2 separate regions of the Homo sapiens genome follow, and region 1 is linked to region 2. Evidence: chromatin loops called from intact Hi-C (ENCODE). Cell type or tissue: Caco-2. All regions are shown on one strand.

Region 1 (8,000 bases), 210 kb before region 2:
CCTCATGGGGTCACAGACAGTGTAACAAGGGAGTACCCCACACAGTGTTTTAGAAGGTGAAGGATGTTATGAGAAAACAGTAGAGCAGAGAAAGGGGAATGGAGAGACGGGGGCAGTTGCCATTTTAAATATTGTGGTCAGGCTCCAGGTGAGCCCAGCTGTCTGGGAAGAGCATGTCAGGCAAAAGAAGCTGCTGAAAGAAAAACCTTTGGGAAAGAGGGACACAGTGAACCTGAGCAGCTCGAAGGCAGATTAATTCAGGGCAGCCGAGGGCATGTAGGGTGGGTACGCCACCTATCAGGAGCTGCAACCTTTGATAGAGGGACAAAGCCAGGCAAAATGTCTCTGTAGAAAGTGAACCAAGAAACCAACCCCTGGCCTCATTCTCTTTCTTTTGCCTTCTGATTTCTGACCTCTGATTTCTGATTTCTGCTGAAGCCGCCTAGAGGTCAGAGGGCAGGGAGCTTGTTGATTTGAGCCAATGGGTCTCCCTCTAGGACAGACAGCAAGAATCTGAGAGGTGACAGGGATGTCTGCAGCAGCCCAAGGCAGGGGCAAGGATGTGGCTGCCGCTTGAGGGGCCAAGGGGCTGGTGGGGGGGCATGGGGCTTGAGGGGATTCAAATATGGTTTGCAAATCTTTTCTCCCATTTTGTAGGTTTTCTCTTCACTCTGTTGATTGTTTTCTTTGCTGTCTATAAGGCTTTTAGTGGACAGGGGTGTTAAAAGGAGAGTGCCAGGTCATGCTTTAAATCCCTCTGACTGCTGTAGACAAAATAGATAATGGCAGAGGGTGACAAGGGTAGAAACAGCGTTGTCACAAGGCTTGGAGAGAGGCCGGTTTTCCCTGTGAATCATCACACTGACATGTGCTCTAGAACTGGCCTCGAAAGGACTGAGTTCAATTAATTTCCCTTGACAGACATTCCTTTTTCATTGATAAATAATGATTCTATGGCATTTCTATAGGTCACAGACTAGAAGAAACTACACCCTTCCTCCACTAAAATACTAGATCAAGTCCCCAGTTTATTTAACAAATGTTACAGGACCTTAGGAGAAATGAGGGTTGTAGCAAGCAGAAACAAAGCTAGATTTTCCCCTTGGCTCCCAACCCAAACCCCTGGGGGCCTGAGCTCAGTCTGAGCTGGGTGGCATCCCCAGATCTGAGAAGTTAAAACTCAGGCTAAATGGCTTTTCATGTTCAGAGCTTAGATCAAAAGCATTAGTGTTACCATTGCCTGAGCAGGAAGCAGGCAGAGAAATGTGGACTCTCGTTGATATGGTTTGGCTCTGTGTCCCCACCCAAATCTCACCTTGAATTATAGTTCCCACAATCCCCATGTGTCATGGGAGGGACCGGTGGGAGGTAATTGAATCATAGGAGCAGTTACCCTCATGCTGTTCTCATGATAGTGAGTGAGTTCTCATGAGAGCTGATGGTTTTATAAGGGACTTCCCCCTTCACTGGACACTCATTCTCCTTCCTGCCACCACATGAAGAAGGATGAGTTTGCTTCCCCTTCCACCATGATTGTAAGTTTCCTGAGGCCTCCCCCGCCCTGTGGAACTTTGTCAATTAAACCTCTTTCCTTTGTAAACTACCCAGTCTTCGGCAGTTCTTTATAGCAGCATGAGAATGAACTAATACTTCTGGTTATGACAGGTTATCCTCATGGGGTGAGGACTGGGTGGGGATGAGGAAGGGAAGAAACAGAGTCAGTGCCCCAGCATCCCCAAGCAGAAAAGGTGGGGTTTTGCCCTGGAAGCACATTCCCCTGCAGTTTCCACTCCCACCCACCCCAAGCTCTGAATAATATCTTTTAAGTAAGTAGCTCTATTTTTGAGTTTGGCCAAGGACATACCCACAAGTCCGTTCCTGCAGCTCACCCTCTGACTCTTGGGATGTGCTCCTGAGTCTTTACTTCCCACCAAATTTTCCTGATTTACTCCCCATCCCTCTGATAACATCCTTTGGCTCCCCTGTGTCCGGCCCCACCAGCTTCACTCACCAAAGGAAAGTGCGGATGTGGCTCATGGGATGCAGGGTGGAGACAGCATTTACCATCCCCTTGTGTCAGTTCTAAGTGGCGGCTGTTCCCACTGCCCACTGCCCTCTGCCAACTCGATGCTCCTGCTATGGAAGCCCTGACTCCTAAGTCATCTGGACATCCAGTGTCTCTTTCTCTGCTCCTTGAAGAGCTATTTTTTTTTCTACTTGCCCAAATTTCCAAGAACAATATGAATGTATCCTCACAAACCTGTTGAGAACCACATTTTGCCTTTTTTGAGAAGAGTAAGAGCATGAGGGGGAGTGCTTCACTTAGAAACTGCAGAAGCTACGGCCTCAAGCCAAGCTTGTAAAGTGACCCAAGTGGAGGAGACGTCCACAGGACTGGAGAACTTGGAAAAGCCTGTCTGCTGCCAGCCTTTCCTTCCATCCCAGTTGGCATGGGATGGAAGGAAAACCCATGTCTGTTTTGCACTTTGGCTGAAATATCTCAAGACATTTTAATTTGTTATACTTAGAGATCATGGGCCACCCTGGGATGATCATTATTTAAAACACAACTCTCATTTCTCACACCTTTGGCCCAAACAGATACACCGATACCTTTTATGCACATTCATCTTTTAAGCAGAAATTCCCAAAAAAGTTTGTTTCATTGAATTATATTCCGTTTTTAACTTAGAGAGAGCCTGTCCCAAGCAGAAAATTGTTTCTGGCACTCTGTCCTCTGAACATAAATTTTAAAATTTCACTAACTTGCAATAACCACAGCTTTCCAAGGTCTTGGCTTCTTTTTAGAGAGATCTGTGAAAGTAAAGATTAGCCTTTGCATGTTTAAAACAGGATTACCAGCAGCTAAAAGTAATACTGGAATGTGAAATTGCTTTTCATGTAATGTACCTTGGCCTTCTGTTCTCTGCAGAGGGAGCTGCGTCAGTGATAATCACACCATTCTCTGCTCCTTTCTCCCATCCTTTTGCAGCTAAAACTTTGACAATAATCCAACTTCTGACTAGAAAGTCACCAATTGCTCATGTGCCAAGGGTTCCTCAGGTACTCCTCCATTCCAACATGTCAGGATTAGGAAACAGCTGTTTGGGATGCCTGCGGGGTGGCCCTCATCTGGGCCACATCTTGCCCCAGCATTTACATTTCTCTCTGAAAGAGTCTCAGTTGTCTGCACCGCTTTGGCTGAGTTATTAGGGGAAACCTCATAGAGTTGCTTTAAAATGTAAATTTGAAAGAGAGAAAGAGAGAGAGAGAGGGGGAGGGAGGGAGAGAGAGAGTGTGTGTCATGCATCATGTTTAAAGAAATGGCCATAGTAGTTGTCATGCATTCAATACCATTAATGGTTGCTCAACGGAGTACGGCTCTAGTAAAGCCTGTTGAGGAAATCACACCAGCTGACTAAAGAGGGAGCTCTTGCCTTTGGCTGGGATCCCTGCAGGGAGCAGTCAGACAGGACGTCCTGAGGGAGGCAGAGCCCAACCAACAGGGCTTCCTCCTGGTAGGCTTCTAGGGCCCCTGCGCACAATCAGTCCACACGGCCCACAGACCCAGAAGCATCAAGCCAGGCAAGGATGGGGATTATGTAAATCAGAAGAATTTAAAAAGGCCCCGGCCTGGAGTTGGACACAGAGAATGGGGCATCTTCTACGACCAAAAGGCTCACCCTGGCACAGGGAAGAACTCATGTAGGACGCTGTAGTCCCTGAGAAAGTCAGGAACTCCTGCCATGCACGGAGTACCGCATGCAGTTTATATAGAGAGATATACACATTGAATACAATATAGACAATGAGCAATAAATAAAGTGTATATAAAGTAATGTATGTGAAATAATATGAAAGCACATTACATCAAATTTGGACGCTTTAATTGAGATAAATTTGAAATAAATTAAATTTTAGGCGATATTTTCTTGCCCTCCAGCTCTTCCTTTTTAAAATGTTGTTTATTGTCATATAATAGTTGTACATATTTGGAGACTACCTTCCTTCTTTTTTTTACATACATTCAATCATTTAGCAGGCAACATTACAAGCCCTGCCCTCCATCAGGTGTTAGCTCCTTGTGTTGGTTTGCCCAGGCTGCCAAAACAATGTGCCACAAACTACGTGGCTTAAACAACAGGAATTTATTGTATCACAGTTCTCAAGGCCAGAAGCCTGAGAGCAAAGCATCAGCAGTGCTCACTTCTCCTGAGGGCTGTGAGGGAGAATGTCCCGTGCCTCTCTCCCAGCTTCCAGGAACTTACAGGTGATCTTGGGTGTTTCTTAGTTGGCAGAAGCATCATCCCAACCCCTGCCTCATCTTCAGATGACATTCTGTCTGTGTATGTCTTTTTTTGTTTTTGGTTTTTCTGAGGTGGAATGTCTCACTCTGTCACCCAGGCTGGAATGCAGTAGCACAATCTCAGCTCACTGCAACCTTTGCATCCCAGTTCCAGCGATTCAACCTCCCTCCTGCCTCAGCCTCCCGTGTAGCTGCGATTACAGGCATGCACCACCACACCTGGCTACTTTTTGTATTTTTTTTAGTAGAGACAGGGTTTCATCATGTTGGCCAGGCTGGTCTCGAACTCCTGACCTCAAGTAATCCACCCATTTTGGCCTCCCAAAGTGCTGGGATTACAGGCCTGTGTGCGTGTCTGTCTCCGTGTCCACACTTTCCCTTTTCCATTGGCTCAAGGACACCAGTCATCATGGATTGAGGCCCATCCAAATGATGTCATTTTAACTGAATCACCTAAAAATAAAGACCCTATTCCCAAACAAGGTCACATTTTTTTAACTGAATCACCTAAAAATAAAGACCCCATTCCCAAACAAGGTCACATTCTAGGGAATAGGAGATTAGGATTCCAATATTTCCTTTTTTGAGAGAATGCAATTCAGCCCATAAAGCTCCCCAAGGGCAGAGACTCCTGGCTCTGTCTTCTCTGTGCCCCAGTGCCAGTGCTGTTGGAGGCTCTCAGTGACCTCAGGCAGCTCACACAAATGAAGGGAGAAAAACTTTGGGAGCATGTGCATATTCTTTTGATAAATGTGAATGTGTATTTGCCTCAGAAACACTGGGGAGAGGAAGTAGAACACAAAGGTTAAGAGCAAGACTCTGGAGCCGGAGTGCCTAGACTTGAATTCTGACTCACTGTGCAACCTTAGCCAGGTTGCTAAACCTCTCTGAGCCTCAAGTTCTGGATATAATAGTGGATGATAACAGCACCTACCCCAAGAAAATGTAATCAGAGTTAAGTTATTAATATATATAAAGCAGCCGGAACCATTCCTGGTACATAGCAAGGATTGTAACAATGTTCAAACATGGGAATAAAGACAGCATGAGATTGGCATAAGGGCAGCCCCACAGATCAATGGAACAGAATGGAATCCAGAAAACAAAAAGTTGCTGAAGTAATTCAATGAGGAAAGGATAGTCTTTTCAACAAGTAGTGTCATAAAAAGTAGATATCCACATGGAAAAATGTGAATGGCAACCCTTATTATACCATACAAAAAATTAACTCAAAATGGACCACGTATCTAGACATAAAAGCTAAACTCTAAAACTTCTAGAAGCAAAGGAGAAAGTTTTGCAACATTAGGATAGGAAAGATACAGAATCACAAACCATTTTTCAAATGATACATTGGATTTCATCAAAATTAAAAACTGTGACTATTTAAAAGGTATTGTTAAGGAGATAAAAAGGTAAGTCACAGACATGGAGAACATACCTATAAAACACATTTGAGAGGGGACGTGAATTCAGAATACATAAAGAACTCTTAAAACTCAAAAATAAGACCAACTGCCCACTTGAAAATGAGCAAAATATATGAACACATGCTTTACCAAAGAAGAGTTCCAAAACATCAAAAATCACATGAAAAGATCTTCAACATTGTTACTGTCACCAGGGAAATTAAAACTAAAACCAACAGTGAGATACCATTGTTCACCAAAATGGTGACAAAAATTTAAATGGTTGATATAATACCACGTGTTGCCAAGGATGTGGAGTAACAGGAAGGCTCATCCACTGCTGGTGGGAACATAAAATGGCACAACCCCTTCAGATAACATTTTAGCAGTTTCTTATAAAGGTTTTACCCATCCAACTCAGTCATTCCACTTATACATATTTACCCAAGAGAAATCAATGCACAAGTCTACATGAAGACTCAATAATCATAATGGTTTTATTTCTCAGAGCTGAAAATTGGAAACAGCTATTGGGTCAACAGGTGAATGGAGAAACAAATTTTGGTATATCCATGCAATGGAATACTGATCAGCAATACAAAAGAACTGTTGATATGTACTACAAGAAGGATGAATCTCAAAAACACTGCAATAAGCAATATGAAATGATAAATCGAATCCTTGTGCTGGAAAGCAGATCGGAGGTTGCCTGGAGTTGGGGGAAGAGACACAAGATAATTCTGGGAAGTGATGGAAATGTTCAATATCCTAATTGTAGTTGTGGTTATAAGGTATATACATTTGTCAAAACATACAAGACTGTGCAATTCAAATGGGTACATTAGACTGAATGAAAACTACACCTTTATAAAGCTGCTTCTTAAAATCCTAACCAGAACAAAAGGTTCCCATTATTATTTCACCAGAGGTCCCAGCCCTGTGGGGAAGGGCACTGGGTGCTGGGTGAATGGCTGCTGAGTGGATGGGTGACCCCATGGCTCCAGAGTCCCCAGAGGGGTTTCCTGGGAGCATTAGGATTTTGACAGTCATCCCTAGCTGACATCAGTAGCCTTCAGTCTGCTGTTCGTCTGAGTTAATGTCTTCACTCATGATTTTAATGTCAAGTGGAAATACCACGTTCGCTCTAATCCCTTCCAACAGGCTGCACTTTAACTGGACTTAAAGGAGGGAGGGAAGAAGAACAGAGCCGGGAGACTGATTGTCAGATGGGAGGGTTGTTTTTATCCCTTCTTTCTCTTTCAAAGCTGTTTCCCTGGTGTCTTCCTAGACCATCTTTAAAGATCATTTCTGAATCAGGGAGAATGTGTTCAGCCTTTCATTGGCTCAAGTTACTGGTTCATCAAGAGACTTTAGGGAAACGAAACAAAAAGCCACATGTCCCTCACCCCACCCTTTCCAAAGTATTTGAACGTCAGCATCATGGTGTAAGATAATGGTTCTCAACTGACTTTTGTAAGCACACTTTCTGACTCTGAAATTGTGGGTGGTGCACTTGAAACTCTTTTTTAAAAACTTCAAAATACTGAAATCAGTAAACATATATGTTAATTTCCGTAAAACAATGTAACACATGATAAGCTTAGTGTAACAATATAACACATATTAATCTCATTATAACAATGTAACATGTGCTGATCTCCCTATGACAATGTAACACATGCTGATTGCAGTGTAATAATATCTCCCAGCAACTGTGATGCTCTTCCATGGCACATTCTGTTGTCATTTCAGCACCAGGTCACTGGATACTCTAATCCAACTCCCCTAAGAAGCTTAGGAGACAGAGTTCCTGCATATTCCAGTTATGAACAACCTTCATTTTCAGCAACAGCTTAACTTTTGGCTCTGTCCTGTTAGCCACAAGAAAAGCTGTGACATCTTTAGATTGTACCAAAACCATATTTTACACAGTTATGAAAAATTGCCAGTATGGGTATTGGAAATATTTGGTGATTTGGAAAGAATAAAGACATAATACAGGGGACAGAGATTTGCATCCAACACTTCAACTAAATCTACTTTTTGGTGTTTTTAAGTCAAAACTCTCCGGAGAAAATCAGGAAAACTGACAGACAAATAAAATAATAATCACATATTCCCCCAACCAGAGTTAGCCATTATAAACTATTTCTGCATATATTTTTCCAGGGTGTATTAGCTTAACATAATTGTAATTGATATTATATAACTACATGTTTTAGTATATACAGATTTATGTCCTACTCTTTTCGCCTAAGATTGTACCCTGAGAATTTTTCTGTACC
Region 2 (8,000 bases):
AGCCTGGGCAACAGAGATCTTGTCTCTAAAAAAATAATTCACTTGATAGGGAAACCTGGATGGGAGGGCCTTCAACAAGAGGTGTTGAGAGGGTAGGGTTAGGTGTAGTCTAGTGCAGGAGACAAGGATTCCGTGAGAGCTGCCACATAACCATGACAGAGAGGAGGAAAACAAAAGGTGCTTTTAAGTGAGCCCAGGCAGAACTGCGAGGGCGGCCCATGCTGCAGGCTGTGGCTGTCAGCAGGCTGCTTCTCCACAGCTGGCCCCGTCCTAAGATTCACAGGGCAGCAGCAGGGTACACTGGGTGACTGCTGCCCTCTCTTGGTGGCACAGGGCAGACCTGCTGGTGACCACAGATGCACCCTTTTGGGGAGGACTAGGGAGAAAGCAGGTATTGGAGAAGCAGGGGATTGTTTATTTGCTAAAAGTGTGGCCCTTTCACTCAGCAGGTCTGCTACTGCCTACTAAGGAATGGCCTCTCGACATCCTCACGTCAAACCCTGCATGTTCGGGCCCATCTTTAAAATCCATCCTAGGCCAGGTGCGGTGGCTCATGCCTGTAATCCCAGCACTTTGGGAGGCCGAGGCAGGCGGATCACCTGAGGTCAGGAGTTCGAGACCAGCCTGGCCAACATGGTGAAACTCTGTCTCTACTAAAAATACAAAAACTAGCCAGGCATGGTGGCGTTTGCCTGTAGTTTCAGCTTCTTAGGAGGCTAGGCACGAGAATCGCTTGAACCAAGGAGGCAGAGGTTTCAGTGAGCCGAGATTGTGCCACGATAATCCAGCCTGGGCAACACAGTGAGACTGTGTCTCAAAAAAATAAATAAATAAGTAAAAAATAAAATCCATCCTATATCAGTCAGGAAAGAGCTCATTCCAGCAGGATCAATGCGGAGAATTCACCAGAGGAACTAGTTCCAAAGGTATGGCAAGAGGAAAAACTTCCAACAGGGGCCCGTGGGGCAACCGAGAGACGGAAAAGAGCAGGAAACTCCAAACCCTTTGGCGGGCAGGACAGAGGGTGTGGGTGAGGGTTCCAGTGCTGTGGGCTGGGCCAGCCTGGTAGGAATGAGAATCCATATGCTAGAAACTGGGGCCCCAGAGAAGCAGCTGCTGCGGAAACCCCAGGAGGCAGAGTGAGGGAGAGACGCTGGCCTCCCCTTCTTCCCGCCCTGCACTGTTTCCCATGGGTCACACACAGCTGCAGCCAGTTGCCTGGGGAGGCCCCTGCCATGCTGGGGTTTGCAAAGCAGGCCCAGGGCCTGGGAAGGACAGGGTGTGCAGCATGCAGGTGGCTATGCTGTCCGGCTACTGGGTGGACACTGCCCATAACTGACCTTTTTGATGAGTTCTGAGAGAAAGCACCAGGCATACTTGACTGACGGCGGGTGCTTCACACACACAGGATACTTCACAGTCTACAGCAAAGGACAGAACGTTGGTTGCTCGAGAGCCCATCTTAAGTCTCCTATGAGCTTCAAGCCAACACAGCAGAGGGCAAACTCCAGGCTACCCAATCCCTCAGCAAAGATGAAGATGGACACAGCGTTCTGGCCCCACGCATCTGCAGTTTGTCTTAAGATATAAGCCGTTTCCTAAAAATGCTTCCACTGCAGTGGCACAGGCTATGGCAGCATTTCTAATGCCCATTCTGAGCAGGAACACAGGGCATGTGGGCCCAAACCACCTCCCTCCCAGGGGAGCCAGTGTGAACCAGGGTTTGCAGTAAGGACAGTCGCCAACTGTCTGGCTCTATGGAAGAGGCAGGAAGGCCCACTCGGCAACTGCTCTCTTGGAGCATGTGTCCCTGGGGACAGGATGGAGGGGAGGTGACACTCCAACTAAAGCCAAGAGAAGCCAAGTGCAGGACGAGCAAGTTCCAGGCAGTGGGAACAGCCGGTGCAAGCTCTGAGGTGGCCACAGCCTGGCACTTGGAAATGAGGGCAGAGGGAATTGTGCAGCAGGAGGGGGGACGGTGGGAAAACAAGAGCCTGGAGGGAGAGGGAGGAGACGGTCCGCAGTGCCTGCTGGCTGGGAGGGATGCAGATTCTGCCCAAGGGCAGCAAAGTACCCCACGCAATATACAGGCTCTTCAGGCTGGTGCTGGTTTTTCATTTATTCTGACACAGAGTCTCGCTCTGTTGCCCAGGCTGGAGTGCAGTGGCCCGATCTTGGCTCACTGCAGCCTCCACCTCCCAGGTTCAAGCAATTCTCCTGCCTCAGCCTCCCGAGTAACTGGGACTATAGGCGTGCACCACCACGCCCAGCTATTTTTTGTATTTTTAGTAGAGATGGGTTTTTGCTATGTTGGCTAGGCCGGTCTTGAACTCCTGACCTTAGGTGTTCCGTCCACCTCAGCTTCCCAAAGTCCTGAGATTACAGGTGTGAGCCAGTGCATCCAGCCTTTTGCTGGATTTTAAAGCAGCTCTCCCTACATTTCATGCTTCACCACCTACGAGAGTGAGGCTCAGGGTGAAACTCAGAGTAGGGTGCAAGATAACTTCAGGTATCTCCCTGCTTGAAGCCCTGTCCTACTGTATTGCCCTGAAAGTCTTCCCTGCTGTGGCTGCATCTTTTCCACGTGGATAATCTTGGTTCACCTCTAGCACAGGAATTCTTCACTGGGGCTCCTAGGATGGGCTGGGTGGGTGGGGGTGGAGGATGTCTGCCTCCCCTGAGTTTGTATGGAAAACGTATTCTTCTGGTGCACTTCTTTCTGGGAGGGAGTCTGTTGCTTTGTCTTTTCTGAAGGGCTCATGGCCCTTTGAAGGTGAAGACCCAGGATGCAGGGTGATCTGCACTTGGCCCTCAAGGCCAAGGTCAGGCTGTGGCTGGGCCGGGTGGTGATCCTGCCTCTCACCTTCATGCAGATGCACTTGAGTGCAAACCCCACCCTGGGCAAAGCAAGGGCCCATTTAGGTCTAGAATAGACAGGAGTGGACAGGACAGGCCTCATAAATGAAAAAAGAAACTCTCTGAGCATCTACCAAATGCTAGAAGCTGTTTTGCACCTGTCATCTCTGTTTCTGCTGTGGATGGTTTAAAAAACATTCCCTAGATTCCCCCCTCTTATGCAGATTTTTGTATATACTGATGTCTTTGTCTAAGTCTTAGATAGAAAACAAAAGTGCTGGAGCTATCGGAGGTGCTGACACCCACCTGCAGTGCTGACTCAATGTTTTTGTTCTTTGAACAGGGGTGTTTTTAAAGGGTACAAGCACATCTGTGGTTCTTCTCTCAGGTCTTCCGGAGAGATTCAGGAGGCAGGGTCATGAGTCCCAGGGACTCTGGGACTCTTACCTTCTGCAAAATATCCCACAGAAGCTCAGAATCTGATGAGTCTCTTAACTTTGCTTCTAAGCTCTATGTGGAGGGAAGAGAGAGAAATCTCAAGGGTGCATTCACAGGAACATTAAACGTGCAATAGAATGTGTTGGCAAAGCGCTATGTGATCTCTCCTTGGGGACGTGGAGCCAGTTGGAAGTGGAAGCCACAGCAGCTGAAAGCCTGACCTTCAAATGTTGCAGGTGCACCTGGATGAGTCACAGGAAGAAGGCTAGAAGACTGACTCTTGGCCACATTAGTCTTGGCTACTTAGCTGCCACCCAGGTCATGGGCCAGCTCCCTGGTTGCACTGGTCAGCCAGGAATTACCAGGGCAGCCATGGCACCAAGGTTTGATGGGCTTGCCATCTGAGTTTAAGTGGAAATGCAGAATGTGCCCATACCAGCCTGGGTTACATTGTCCTCTTACAGGGGCCTCAAGCCCAGCAGCGAGCTTTGGCTCCCGAGTTAGGCAGACTGTCTCGGCTGGTATGTGACACGGGGCAAGGCACTTCATTGCTTCAGAGCTCCTTCCATGCCGTAAAAGGCCCTACAAGACCTGGTCCTAATCCCTCTCTCTGGCCTGTTCTCCCTCACCTCTTGCCCACCCTGCTCACTCCACTCCAGCCACACTGGCTGCCTTGCTGTTGTTCCTCAACCACAGCTGGCTTGTTTCCACCACAGGGACTTTGCATATCCTGTTCCCCAAGCCCTTCCCATGGCTAGCTGCTTCACCACTCAGGCCCCAGTTCAAATGCCACCTCTTTGGGGAAGGCTTCCCTGATTCCCCGACTTTGGTGACTCTTCTCCCCAGTTACTCCATTCACCATTTCCCTGTTTTATTGGCTTTAAAGCTACTCTCATCTGGTCTTTTCTTGTTTATTCATTTATTTGTTTGTTCTCTGGCTCTCCCATGCAAGCAGAGCCTCATCTGTCATGGGTACTGCTGATCCATGGTGCCGGGCTCACGAAAGGCATTTATTAAACATTTTCAGACCGAATAAAAACAGTAGCTAACACCGACATGCATTTACCATGAGCCAGGCACTGATCCACAGGCTTTTGTACTCAACTCTGACAACAACCCTAAGAGGTAGCTATCATTATATCCCCCATTTTATTAAGAAGAAAACAATAGCACAGAGAAGGGCTCAGGAGGCGGGGCCGGGGCGGGGCGTTGACTATGTCGTAGCACATGACCAGGCGGTGCTCGGACTCTGGGAGGCAGAGCTTAGGGAGGGCCGACGTGGGGAGGGGCCCAGGGTCCGGGAGGCGGGTCCGAGTCTGGGCTGCGGGCTACGCTCAGGAGGCGGGCCATGGGGGTATGGCCAGGCGCTGCTCGGGCCCTGGGAGGCGGAGCTTAGGGAGGCGCCGGTGTCGGGAGGAACCCAGGGACTGGGAGGTGGGTCGGGGCTGGGCTCAGGGGCCGAGACGGAGCTGGGCTTGGGGCGGGGCCGAGACGGAGCGAGGGGTCCAGGGTGTGGGAAACGGGGAGGGGTTTGAGGAGGGAATCGGAGTGTGGCTCACGTTCGGGAGGCGTTACCTGCGGAGGGTTTGAGGCAGGCCCAGGAGCAAGGCCATGGTCGGCCGAGGCGGGGCCAGGGGCGGGCCCTAGGAGCCGGAGCTTTGGGCGGGGCCGAGTACGGGTTTGGGGCCCGGGAGGCGGGGCCGGTTAGGGCAAGGGTCCCTGGGATCGTCGAGTCAGGCCTTGGGCCAAAGTAGACACTCTCGCAGTTCCTCCGCCTTCAGGAAGGTCTTTTTGGCAGGGGCCTTATGGGTGCGCGCTTCGGTCCTGGAGGCCTTATCCCAGCCGCCTCTCCATCAGCGCCACCCGTCTGGGGCCCGACAGGAGGGAGCTTTCCCTCTGTCCTCCAGCCTTTGGACTGTCACCAAACAAGCCATTCGTTCACCAAATACTTACTAAGCGCCTACCATGCGCCTGGCAAGGCAGATGTAACAGTGAGAAAAACTAGGTGTGGTCCAGACCCTCCAGGGTCTCAGGGGCTCGTGGAAGAAGTGGACATTGAAGTACTTATGATACAAATGAATATAAAAGTACAATAGCGATATCTGCCATGAAGGTGAGCAGACAGAGCTAGCGGGGCTTCCAGGAGGAGTTTTGATCTTGCAGGGACAGGAAGGAGGAGTTAGCTCCTGCGGGGTGGGATTAGCGGTGGTGGTGATATAGACTTGGGGACAGAGTGGAAAACAACAAAAATATAATTATTTTAGTTCAAAGTTATTGTGTCTTGAGTTGAAAGGCAGGGCAGTTAGCAACACAGTTCATATTTCAGTACTGCCCCTGAAATCTGAACTGTGTTCAAAGTCTAAAACGTTTACCTTAGCAAATGCCTCATAAAACTCCATTTGGAAGAGTCCAGAGAGCTAATTTGTTGAGTATACTTGCAGAAGGTAGATGAGGAGACAGATTAAATCTTATTACCTCTTTCAGATGAGAGGCACTTGAGCCCTGCTCAGCTATGAGAATAAGAGAGGGGAATTAATTCTAATTGAATACACTTGTTCTCTCATAGCTGTTGTTCCCCACCAGAACCAAATGAGCGCAAGATCTGACAAAGAAAAAAAAGGTTCATCTTTTATTCTCCCAAACACTTTCATTTAAATCAAGAGGGTGGGATGTGGTTATTGCTGTGCTTTTAGACAGAATCAACGGTTTCTGGGTCTGAGATATTGCATATACCCTCTCAGTCCCTGTATCCTGAGATGGAGTCACCTGAGAATCCACAGCAAGTCCTAACCAGGGATGGGTCTGCGTGGTTAAGGAAGGTTGGCTTCAGAACTGGGCCAGGGGCACTGCTTTGCTTTTGCTGTTTTGATCAGCTCTCTGCCTGTAGGAGACAAGGAAAACCAATGGGAACAGGTTAGTTACACTCATAAATCCTGGGCTTATTTTACTAACTCACATAATAGCTATTAATTGCCTTTCTTCCAAGGAGCAAAAGGGTATATACGGTCAATGCCATAGTAAGTAACACTGTATTATGTTATACTAAAATATTAATAAATCTAGGTTGGTTCAGTCTTTCCTGATTCCATAGATTGGAAGCGGATTGAGGAAGGACGCTAGCGGACCACAGAGCTGAGCCATGCACACAGAAGAAACCTTTTTTTTTTTTTTTTTTGTGAGACGGAGTTTCGCTCTCTTGTTGCCCAGGCTGGAGTGCAATGGCACGATCTCGGCTCACTGCAACCTCCACCTCCTGGGTTCAAGTGATTCTCCTGCCTCAGCCTCCCGAGTAGCTGGGATTACAGGCGTGAGCCACCATGCCGGGCCATTTTTGTATTTTTAGTAGAGACAGTGTTTTAACATGTTGGCCAGGCTGGTCTCAAATTCCTGACTTCAGGTGATCTGCCCGCCTCTGCCTCCCAAAGTGCTGGGATTACAGACGTGAGCCACCGCGCCCGGCCAGAAGAAATCTTTATCTTGGTGTGCGGGCTCTGATGAGGGACAAATGTCATCTATCTTGGACCTGAATCTGGAAGGATCAAGGCACTGAAGGGATTTTTTTGTTTCAGACAGTCTCCCTCTGTTGCCAGGCTGGAGTGCAGCGGCACGATCTCAGCTCACGGCAACCTCTGCCTCCCGGGCTCCAGCGATTCTCTTGCCTCAGCCTCCTGAGTAGCTGGAACTACAGGCACGCGTCACCACGCCCAGTTAATTTTTGTATTTTTAGTAGAGACAGGTTTTCACCATGTTGGCCAGGATTGTCTCAATTTCTTGACCTCATGATCCATCTGCCTTGGCCTCCCAAAGGGCTGGGATTACAGGCGTTAGCCACCATGCCCGGCCTCACTGAAAGGATTTTTTTAATGTCACGTGGCTCTCACAGGTGCGGTGTGTTCGGGTGCAAGTGAAGATTATGACTGATGCTTAAAACCAAACGTAAAATTCCAGGTGGTGTTGCTATGGGAAGAAGCATTAGAACAATCTGAGTGGTTTCAGTTGCAAGTGTGTGTCTATGTGCAAGAACTACAATCAAGATTCAACTTCTGGCTTTGAGGGTCTCTTTAATAACAGTAATAGCAACCTAAGGCAGTTTAACAGTATGGAATGATTGCCTTTTAGAAATTAAGCTATGGGCATGGAAGTTCAATCAGTACACTGAAGTTTTTCCTTTATCTCTCCTATGGTTAATTGTTTCTGCAGAAAAGGACCAACTGATTTCTTTCTAAAACGTTGCTTCAGGGTGTAGAGACCTTTATAGGTCCTGTTTCAACTTACAGAAAATTTTTATAGTTCAAATATAAATTATGTTCAATGTGGACTTTGTAATAGGATTTAAGGTTAAGTAAAGTTTCCACTTTCCTTAGGCTGTTTGCAGTGCCCAGCAGGCCCCATGATATCGAGATGGAAGTTATGTTAAAGGAGGAGATTGGTCAGGGATGGGCAGAATAAGGAATATGGGCAGCTCAGGCTAATGATACAATGATTGAGGTGTAGAAAGAGGGTCAGGCATGGGATAACGCCTGTAATCCCAGTGCTTTTGGAGGCCAAGGCAAGAGGATCGCTTGAGGTCAGGAGACCAGCCTGGTCAACAGAGTGAGACCTAATCTGTACCAAAAAAAAAAAAAAAAAATTAGTTGGGCATGGTGGTGTGCACCTGTAGTCTCAGCCACTTGGAAGGCTGAGGTCAGGGGATCCCTTGAGCCTAG

What was found. A loop is a pair of places that touch in the nucleus more often than their neighbours do. Peaks named below come from ENCODE experiments on the same cell type or tissue, not always from the same donor. Only the 100,000 strongest peaks of a DNase experiment are listed, where the experiment ranks them.
Region 1: a loop joins it to region 2, with 3 times the contacts of the local background. A loop is called at or near these places in 4 of 110 quality-filtered maps.

The regions. Positions count from the first base shown.
Region 1 is chr4:9,894,274-9,902,273 of GRCh38, reverse strand. All of the region lies in intron 8 of SLC2A9 (solute carrier family 2 member 9), which reads left to right. Among named protein-coding and RNA genes, the nearest start is that of SLC2A9-AS1, 90 kb to the left of the region's middle. In Caco-2, a CTCF peak has its summit at 3,415; a DNase peak (open chromatin) is centred at 3,443.
Region 2 is chr4:9,688,465-9,696,464 of GRCh38, reverse strand. LOC124900660 (a long non-coding RNA gene) reads right to left here. Exons shown (of 5, transcript XR_007058019.1): 5 at 5,911-6,175. It also overlaps the pseudogene FAM86MP. Among named protein-coding and RNA genes, the nearest start is that of DRD5, 89 kb to the left of the region's middle. RefSeq lists enhancers at 3,247-3,756, 3,757-4,267 and silencers at 4,575-4,724, 4,735-4,784, 4,845-4,924. In Caco-2, no CTCF peak of the experiment used is centred here; DNase peaks (open chromatin) are centred at 280, 4,594 and 4,924; H3K4me3 peaks cover 979 bases.